Regions from separate parts of the Homo sapiens genome. Here all the other regions are linked to region 2. A link is a contact called in ENCODE Hi-C data. All regions are on one chromosome and are shown on one strand. Each heading gives the region's core, a stretch centred on a gene start or an enhancer-like site at or near the end of the contact. The rest is flanking DNA. Distances are from core to core; before and after follow the strand shown. Region 1 overlaps TBC1D9 (TBC1 domain family member 9). Region 2 holds the start of RNF150 (ring finger protein 150). Region 3 overlaps TBC1D9 (TBC1 domain family member 9).

Region 1 (2,752 bases), core at 207-2,706, 480 kb after region 2:
AAAAAAATTGCTATGGATATAGAAATCTTTTCAGAAATGTGTGTCCTTAACTCATAATAAGAGAAAGACTGGTAATTATTTTTTAAAATCTTCATTGAAACTCCATATATATTGAAAGCAAAATACTTTGTTTTAGAATCATAAAAGCAATACATGTTCATTTTAGAAATTGTAGGGAAATAGGAAGAAAAAAATAAACTGTATCCTATAAGCGTTTTACATTTCCCTTAAGTATGTTTTTATACTTACAACATACACTTTAAAAAAAAGTCCTTCTAAATACTTGCTCTGTCATTTTCTATGTATACCATGAGCATTCCCTAATATATTAAATATTATATGAAGGCATGATTTTACTAAATTGTATTCTGCTTTAATGAGGTAACAAAATTTATTTACCTAGTTCCCTTTTGTTAGACATTTACTTCGATTTCTTCCAAATTTTCAGTATTATATAGCATTCTAAGATAAACTTGTACCCAAATATCACATCTCTGATTATTGTCTTAGAATCCTAGAAATGAATTTACATTAAAAGTTTGGATTAAAAAAATTAGATTAAAAAAAAAAGAATGATCAAGCTATTGGCACACACTGTCTAATTTCCATGAAGGATGTCTCAATTTATGTTTCCACTATTGGAGATAAAGAATGAATGTTTCACCTTACTGTCTCCAAAACTATTTCCATATGCATTTAAAAAAGTCATCGCCCCAGGACTTTGGAATAGTACTGTATGATGTAAGCAAGAGCTTTTCTATCTGTGGGTTGCTTTTCTAAAGGAATCCTCAGACCTTTATTGTTAAAAGAATTCTGGACCAAGGTTTTGTGGGATATAATGGGGTTTCTCTTCAAATAATCTGATCAATCTTTTATTCTTTAATTCGTAGTACCCCCCCCCACCCCTTTCTTCTTTTTCTCCTTTTTTCTTTTTTCTTTTGTTAGATGCCTAGGCATGCCTCAGTACCAAGCATTATCAGTACCAGCTCACATTCCTTTCCTTATTTGGAAAGAGGACTAACTTTCTAGCTCATTACAGACACCCCCTTCCCCTTTCTCTCTACTTTCTTTTACTTACCCACCCTATCTAAAAAAATCAAATGTTTAGCCAACCGGGATTAGATTGTACAACCCGACCCCAGACAATGGGGAAAGGGTACAGGGGCAGGACTTGGTGTCAGGAATAAAGGCTCTCATGCCCTTTGTTCAGGTGTGCTCTCATGGCAACTGGCCAAGGAGGCACCCCTCTGTGCAGAAGTAAAATTGCTTTGCTAAGAATCTTTTGTTCAAGTGTTCAATTTCCTTAGGGTTTTGAGCGTTATTCCTAACAGTATTAAAGCTTAGTATGTGGCAACTCAGCTTTTTTCTCAACAGCAGATAAGCTAGCTTCATGCTGAAGTCAGCATTTTGCCCATTTTTAAAGCGAAAGCAAAGAAATTGAGACAAGGCCAACAGCTGATTTCCATTTACGTCTTCTTGGGCTGATCCCTAATGGTGGCCCTCAGGCTGCCAGACATCCTATCACAGGACAAAGCCGCAGTTCCCTTCCTCTGCCTGGAAAGACAATCCTTTTAATTTATATCAGTGCCTATATTACCAGGTCTTTCAGTGCGTGATAACTAGGTTTTTGTTTTCTCTTCTCTGCTTAAGTGTCACTACTCTGCTTATGTTTCCAGTGGCTCTCTAATGCCTTGTAGATCAACTTAAAGAGAACACCACGAACTCTTGCTGATTGTTTTTTTCCCTCCTAACCATTAAATTGGTGGTTTTCAATCCTGTCTGTGCATTACATCACTTAATTTTTTTTTTAAGCTAAGCTTTTAAAAACATAAACTCCTAGGCTCCATCCCAGACCAATTAAATCTGAATGTAGGCATGAAGCCCAAGAGTACATATATTTTAAGAAGTTTCCCTGGCGATTCCAAATGTCCGGTGAGGGTTGAGATTCACTGCGCTGGATGCAGAATGGGGCTAATCACTGATGTGGGTAAGAATCTGGTTTGGGCTCAGGCATGACACCTGAGTGTTCTAAGATACACAATGCATTTCTTTCTGTTCTTCAGGATAATTAGCCGTGACAATTGAAACATAGGAAAGAAATACTGAAAGCACATTCATCTTTTGAAATTTAGTTAAGGGCTCCCTAGGTTGCTAGAAATTAGTCTGATATTGATAACTTCGCTTCATAAATACCTCCTGGGGAAAATCTCACTCATTATAAGTTCCCCTAAGCCTCTGTTGAAAGGAATTGTGTAAGTGGTGTGAGACTCCAGTTTTCTTCTGTGTAGACCCTTGTGTGAAGCCCTGCACTTTGAGCAGAGTAATATAGAAGTAGAAGACAAAGTCCCAATCTTAAAGTTTGATTCATAGACTGAGATGCCCCTCCTGGAAGGCACAAGAGGATGTTAATAGGCCTTAAAGTGGGTACACAGCTATCACAGAGCTGCTTCATGTTCGAGATGACCCAGCCCAGTGTGTTTAGTCTGAAAAGTGTTAAGCAGGGAAAGGATGTGGCTAATAAAACAGAAGGCACAATCTGTGAAGATGGATAGGCATTTATGAAAGCTTAGAGTAATGTGTCTCTGGCTTATTAATGATTACTATAATAGCTATTACTCATCGAGAGCCTGCCATGTGTGGGGCAAGGTGCTGGGTGCCTTGTAGACAGCTCTGCCATGTAAATGTTAATGCATTTTAAGGTGAAAATGTAAGTTAAGAGAGGTTGAGCTAGTTGTTCCAAGCTGCACAGCTA
Region 2 (2,700 bases), core at 42-2,541:
AGCGCTATAAAAAGCACTGTCCCAATTGCCTAGAAGCCTATTTTCTAAAATGAATAAGCTAGGAACACATACAAATTCAGCACATCAAATGCCATAGAGACAAATTCTTCTAAGTAGTTCTTCTTGTGCCTGCTTCTAATTTGGGTACAGCTGAGGCTCTTTGCCCTCCCTTAACAGCCATCAGCTGTTTGTACTGCTGCCGGAAAAAGAGAAGTTGTACTGGTGGACGTTCATTAACGAAGAGCTGTAAACATGCTAAAGTCCTGGGGAAAAGGCAGCCTTTCATTTTTTAAATTTAAATCATGAATGGGTCCTGGGTTCTCTGAAAGAGCATCAGGTGGGAAACACAATGTAAATGATAGAGAACCATCAAACAAATATTTTTAGAGACTATATGGCAGGCATCTCAAGCCAAGGGAAAGGATATCCACCACCAAAACGTCTAATTGGTAAGGCACTCTGCTGTACTACAGTTTTAAGAACACTACACTAGGGGGACTGTACTGTCTGCTGACTACTGTAATCTCTATGCACAGTTGGAGAGCGCACTATAAACAATAACCCAAACAAACCTCCCTTGCCTGTTGGTGCTGCGAGTCCCCTGTTCCCAGCCATGACAATCAGAATAAACACAGTCCAGAAATGTCTCACCCGGTTTCTCTTCTTACAGAGTGACAAAACACCTATTCTATAAGAAAACGAATGTTAGATGTTTGCTTCCAGGTGGGCAGTAGGAAGCCCATTGTTATACCCATCTTAACAGAATGGTTGTTAGACCAGCAGCATCAGCACCACCTGGGAACTTGTTAGAAATGCATATTTTTGGGGCCCTACCACAGATCTACTGAACCAGAAACTTTGTGGCAGGACCCATCGGTCTGAGTTTTAAAACTAAAGATTTGATAGCCACTGCCCTAGGTATTCCAGAGGTAGCTTTGGAAGGACCTCAATACCAAACCACCTTACACTTTGGCCTTAGGACAGGTAATCAGGGAGCTCACGGCAGTACTTCCAGCAAACGGGAGGGTCGTTTACGAGAGGCACATACATTTGCTAAATGTAACGCTCAGGAAGTTATTCCCGTACTCAAAGGTCGAGGGGTCGCTTCCTCTTTACCTCCACCTAGATTAAGTCGCCGATTGAGGTTGAATTTGAGACCCGACAGGGGTCGCTGCTGCCCATAAAGAGAGACCAAGGGAACATGGCAAGAGAATCCCAGGGGCTTTGACATCACACTAAGCTCCTCCTTGCACGCACACATTATACACACACACACACACACACACAAACATACAGACACACACACACGGACCGCTTACTCCGCTCTGCCTGCTCGCTCCCACTGTCCCCAAGCCCGCCCCGCCCGCGGCAAGTGCGTGCCCAGGCGCAGCCACCGGCGAGATCAGGAGCGCAGCGCCCGCAGCCTGAGGGAACCGGCGCAGGGCAGCAGCGGCTGCAGCTGGATTCGCGCGCCCCAGCGCTCAGTGGCGGCGGCCGGGACACCCTGGGCAGCACCCCGCACCGCAGCACCCCAGACTACGAGCAATCGTGCCCGTCCCCGCCGGGGCTGGAGGGCGCAGGGCCGCCACCCTGCAAGTTCGTGGGCCCCCGGCCACCCTTATGAGAGAAGGCGAAGCCGGGCGAAGGAGCAGGACGCTCGGCAGCAGGACTCCTCCGCAAGCCCCGCGGGCCCTCTGTTCCCGCGCCCCCCGGGCGCCCAAGAAGCAAAATGCAACCACCGCGCTACAGCTGAGAGGGGAAGGGGCCAGCGCCATCCGCTCGCCCGGAATCCGGTCCCCGCGGCGGCTGCGCGTCCCGGCCGCGGCCCCTCCGGCCCGGGAGTGAGCAGCAGCAGGAGGAGAGGCAGCGGCCCGGGGTTGGCCGGGGCTGGGGAGGAGGGACGGGACGGAGGGAGGGCGCGGGGGCGGGGAGGGGGCCCCGGCGGATAAAGATGGCAATGTCTCTCATCCAAGCGTGCTGCAGTCTGGCTCTCTCAACATGGCTGCTTTCCTTTTGTTTCGTGCATCTGCTCTGCCTGGACTTTACCGTGGCCGAGAAGGAGGAATGGTACACCGCCTTCGTGAACATCACCTACGCCGAGCCCGCGCCGGACCCCGGGGCCGGGGCGGCGGGCGGCGGCGGCGCGGAGCTGCACACGGAGAAGACGGAGTGCGGGCGCTACGGAGAGCACTCGCCCAAGCAGGACGCCCGCGGGGAGGTGGTCATGGCCAGCTCGGCCCACGACCGCCTGGCCTGCGACCCCAACACCAAGTTCGCCGCCCCGACCCGCGGCAAGAACTGGATAGCCCTCATCCCCAAGGGCAACTGCACGTACAGGGATAAGATCCGGAACGCGTTCCTGCAGAACGCCTCAGCCGTGGTCATCTTCAACGTGGGCTCCAACACCAACGAGACCATCACCATGCCCCACGCGGGTGAGTGGCCCAGCGGGCGCGGGGGAGGGGAGCCGGCGGGGACGGAGGTGCCTAGAGGGATCCAGCGCCTGCCTCCAGGCTCCTTCTGGGAAGTCCGTGCGGCGCGGAAGACGTGTCTGGGTTCCCTGGACCGATTAAGTTTTGCTCCGCGTCACTTGGGGGGTTTACAAAGAGGAGAAGATTAACTGTATTGGGTAGGGGAGAGGCTGCCGGAGAGCTTGGCATAGCGCCGCTTGGACAGGGGTTCAACGTGGCGGGCTAACTT
Region 3 (2,700 bases), core at 71-2,570, 500 kb after region 2:
GTTTCACCATATTGGCCATGCTGGTCTCGAACTCCTGACCTTGTGATCTGCCTGCCTTGGCCTCCCAAAGTGCTGGGATTACAGGCATGAGCCACTACGCCCAGCTGAAACCACATCTTAACCTGGGCACTGCTGCGCTCTCTGGTCTGTGTACCTTCAGATAACAGCCGTGTCATTTGAACCCTGAGAATATGCTGAGGAAAGCAGTTTTCTTATACTCAAAACCCTGCCCTAAGGGTGTGTTGAAAACACAGGTTCCTCAGCTGTATTGAGGACCCAGAAGAACCTGAGACTCGGTTGGTGTCAGGTGGGACAGAGTCTCTTCTACTAAAGAATCCAATATAAAACTTCAGTTATGGACACTTCATGGAATCATTGCAACACTTCAATTGGCTCTCATTCATCTTCTCAAACATTTATTAAGTCATCACTATGTGTTAGTTACCCTGCCAGACTTCTTAGTACTTTAAAAAGCCAATTTCTAGAGACAGGTGCAGTAGCTCACATCTGTAATCCCAGGTACTTGGGAAGCTGAGGTGGGAGGGTGGAGTGCTGGAGCCCAGGAGTTCTAGACCAGCCTGGGCAACATAGCAAGACCCATCACTAAAAAATATATATTTTTTACATTAGCCAGGCATGGTAGCATATATTTGTAGCCCAGAGGCTGACGTAGGAGGATCGTTTGAGCCCAGGAGGTCGAGACTGCAGTGAGCCAGGATCACACCACTGCACTCCAGCCTGGGCAACAGAGTGAGACCCTGTCTCTTAAATTTTTTTTTTAAGGAAGTCGATTTCTGGGTATTTTTCTGGAGATACAAAGGAATGATGTAGTCCTCCTCCCAAGGAGCTTACTGCACAGACTTTTGGATAGAACTTGAGGAGAAAAGGTTAAAGAATGCACCTTAAGGCAGATTTCATGGAAAATGTGGTTCAGGGGCCCTTTGCCCTGGTTTCTCTTGAACTCTTTCCAAATTAGCCCTTCTGTTTCAATCTCTGGGCCCATAGTCCCCAAATGATGGTCTGTGGGCTCTCAGCAAGGAACAAGGGAGATGATCTGAAGGGCATGTTTTATCCTAATGGTTGTGAGCACCATGAAAGTGCCTGCACCCATGTTCAGGCCAGGTTCAGAGCAACTTGGGGTGCTTAGGAGGAAATGCTTTGGGTAACCTTTGTCAACCGATGTAGCTCAGGTTAAGGGGTTCCCTCCCGGAATATATCCCCAACACCATGCTGCCCACAGAGGGCTGCTGGGCTCCACTCATGCTCGTTCAGAGTACAGCTCAACCCAGCAGGCCACTCTGACCTCAGCTTCTGCCTCCCTGCCACTGACACACCCGCCTCCACCCTGCAGCCAGGAATGCAGTCCCAGGAATGCAGTCCCAAAGCCCACGGAACTTTGACACAGTTTCCTTTATTCTCTCAAGGTCGCCTTGCAAAAAACCTGACTGGTTCTGCTCACCACCTCTCCTTCCTCCTCTCTTCCCTACTCCCACTCCTCTTTTTAGCTTTTTCACTACAATTCCCAATAAACAATTGTGAAAAGACATTGATCTTCTTTGCTCCTTTTCTAAGGGAGAGCAAAATAGAAATATAACATACTCACAATTGACTCTCCTCTTTTTCAGAAACCCTAGGGAAAAGAGAAGGATTTTCAAAAGTAATTTTTCTTTCTTCTTTTTTAGTTTTATTTTTTTAAGACAGGGTCTCACTCTGTCACCCAGGCTACAGTGCAGTGGCACCATCCCGGGTCACTGCAGACTTGACCTCCTGGGCTCAAACTATCCTCCCACCTCAGCCTCCCAAGTAGCTGGGACTACAGGCATGTGCCACCATGCCCAGCTACTTTTTAAACTTTTTTTTCATAGAGACAGGGTCTCAGTATGTTGCCCAGGCTGTTCTCTAATTCCTGGGCTCAGGCGATCCTCTCGCCTGGCCTCCCAAAGTGCTGGGAATATAGGAATGAGCCACTGCACCTGGCCAAAGGTGTTTTTTTTTTCTATTACCATATTTATTCGTGCTTATAGTGAAATATTCAGACAATACAATATGGAAAAAGTAAAAACGAAGTCCTCCTTTTTATGCTCCTCCTTTCTCCCCCACCTGCCACCCAGAGTTAACTATAAATGCCTGTGTGGGGTTGAGGGTGTTCTTTCAGAACTTTCTAGCGCATGCTTTTTTGTGTGGTCTTCCTAAAAGGAGTGGATATTTCTACCAGAGTCACCATGACCTCATGAATAAAGAGGCTGCCTTTTTTCCAAGGCCAGCAACAGGAAGCCCTTTGCTGGGTCTGGATCTCTATTCTGCTCGCCGGAGTGGTTCCTACGCTGATAATTTTTCTAGAGCTATTCACAGATGTGTGAAATTGGATGACCACACACTTGTAGGTTGAATACTGTGTGACTGTGATCTTATTTATGTGATTTTGGTGAGCAGGGAAGCAGGGGGTTATGTATGATACATGGGACATTAAAGCGGGAGTTAAGAAACACAAAATCTCATCATGATTCTGCTTTAACTGGTTGGTTAACCTCATATGAGCCACATAAAGTCTGGATTTTACCATTGTCACCTAGAAAACAAGGCGGTCACATTACCTAAATTCCTATCTTTTTCAAGTAGCATTCTATTTAAGCTAAAAAATTTCTTTCTCTTTATGGGAGTTAGTTCTAAAATGTATGTGAGTGTGTAGGTAAGGGGGAA

The links. A loop is a pair of places that touch in the nucleus more often than their neighbours do. Pooled maps may share reads with other maps.
Region 1: a loop to region 2 is called in a map of prostate gland, with 3 times the contacts of the local background. The contact joins the enhancer-like site here to the promoter of RNF150 in region 2. A Hi-C loop is called at or near these places in 2 of 168 maps with a recorded cell type or tissue (cardiac septum and prostate gland) and 3 of 50 pooled maps.
Region 3: a loop to region 2 is called in a map of breast epithelium, with 7 times the contacts of the local background. The contact joins the enhancer-like site here to the promoter of RNF150 in region 2. A Hi-C loop is called at or near these places in 2 of 168 maps with a recorded cell type or tissue (breast epithelium and cardiac septum), 2 of 37 single-sample maps with no recorded cell type and 7 of 50 pooled maps.

What each region holds. Positions count from the first base shown.
Region 1 is chr4:140,652,624-140,655,375 of GRCh38, reverse strand. All of the region lies in intron 13 of TBC1D9 (TBC1 domain family member 9), which reads left to right. Among named protein-coding and RNA genes, the nearest start is that of TBC1D9-AS1, 58 kb to the left of the region's middle. Within about 2 kb of position 1,456, at least 4 of the 41 ENCODE cell types and tissues checked have a DNase peak (open chromatin) inside an H3K27ac peak, as active enhancers do.
Region 2 is chr4:141,132,060-141,134,759 of GRCh38, reverse strand. It overlaps RNF150 (ring finger protein 150), which reads left to right and starts at 1,291. Exons shown (of 7, transcript NM_020724.2): 1 at 1,291-2,435. The coding sequence starts at 1,952. RefSeq lists a silencer at 1,353-1,472.
Region 3 is chr4:140,634,476-140,637,175 of GRCh38, reverse strand. The region is part of intron 15 of TBC1D9 (TBC1 domain family member 9); the gene reads left to right. Among named protein-coding and RNA genes, the nearest start is that of UCP1, 67 kb to the right of the region's middle. Within about 2 kb of position 1,320, at least 6 of the 41 ENCODE cell types and tissues checked have a DNase peak (open chromatin) inside an H3K27ac peak, as active enhancers do.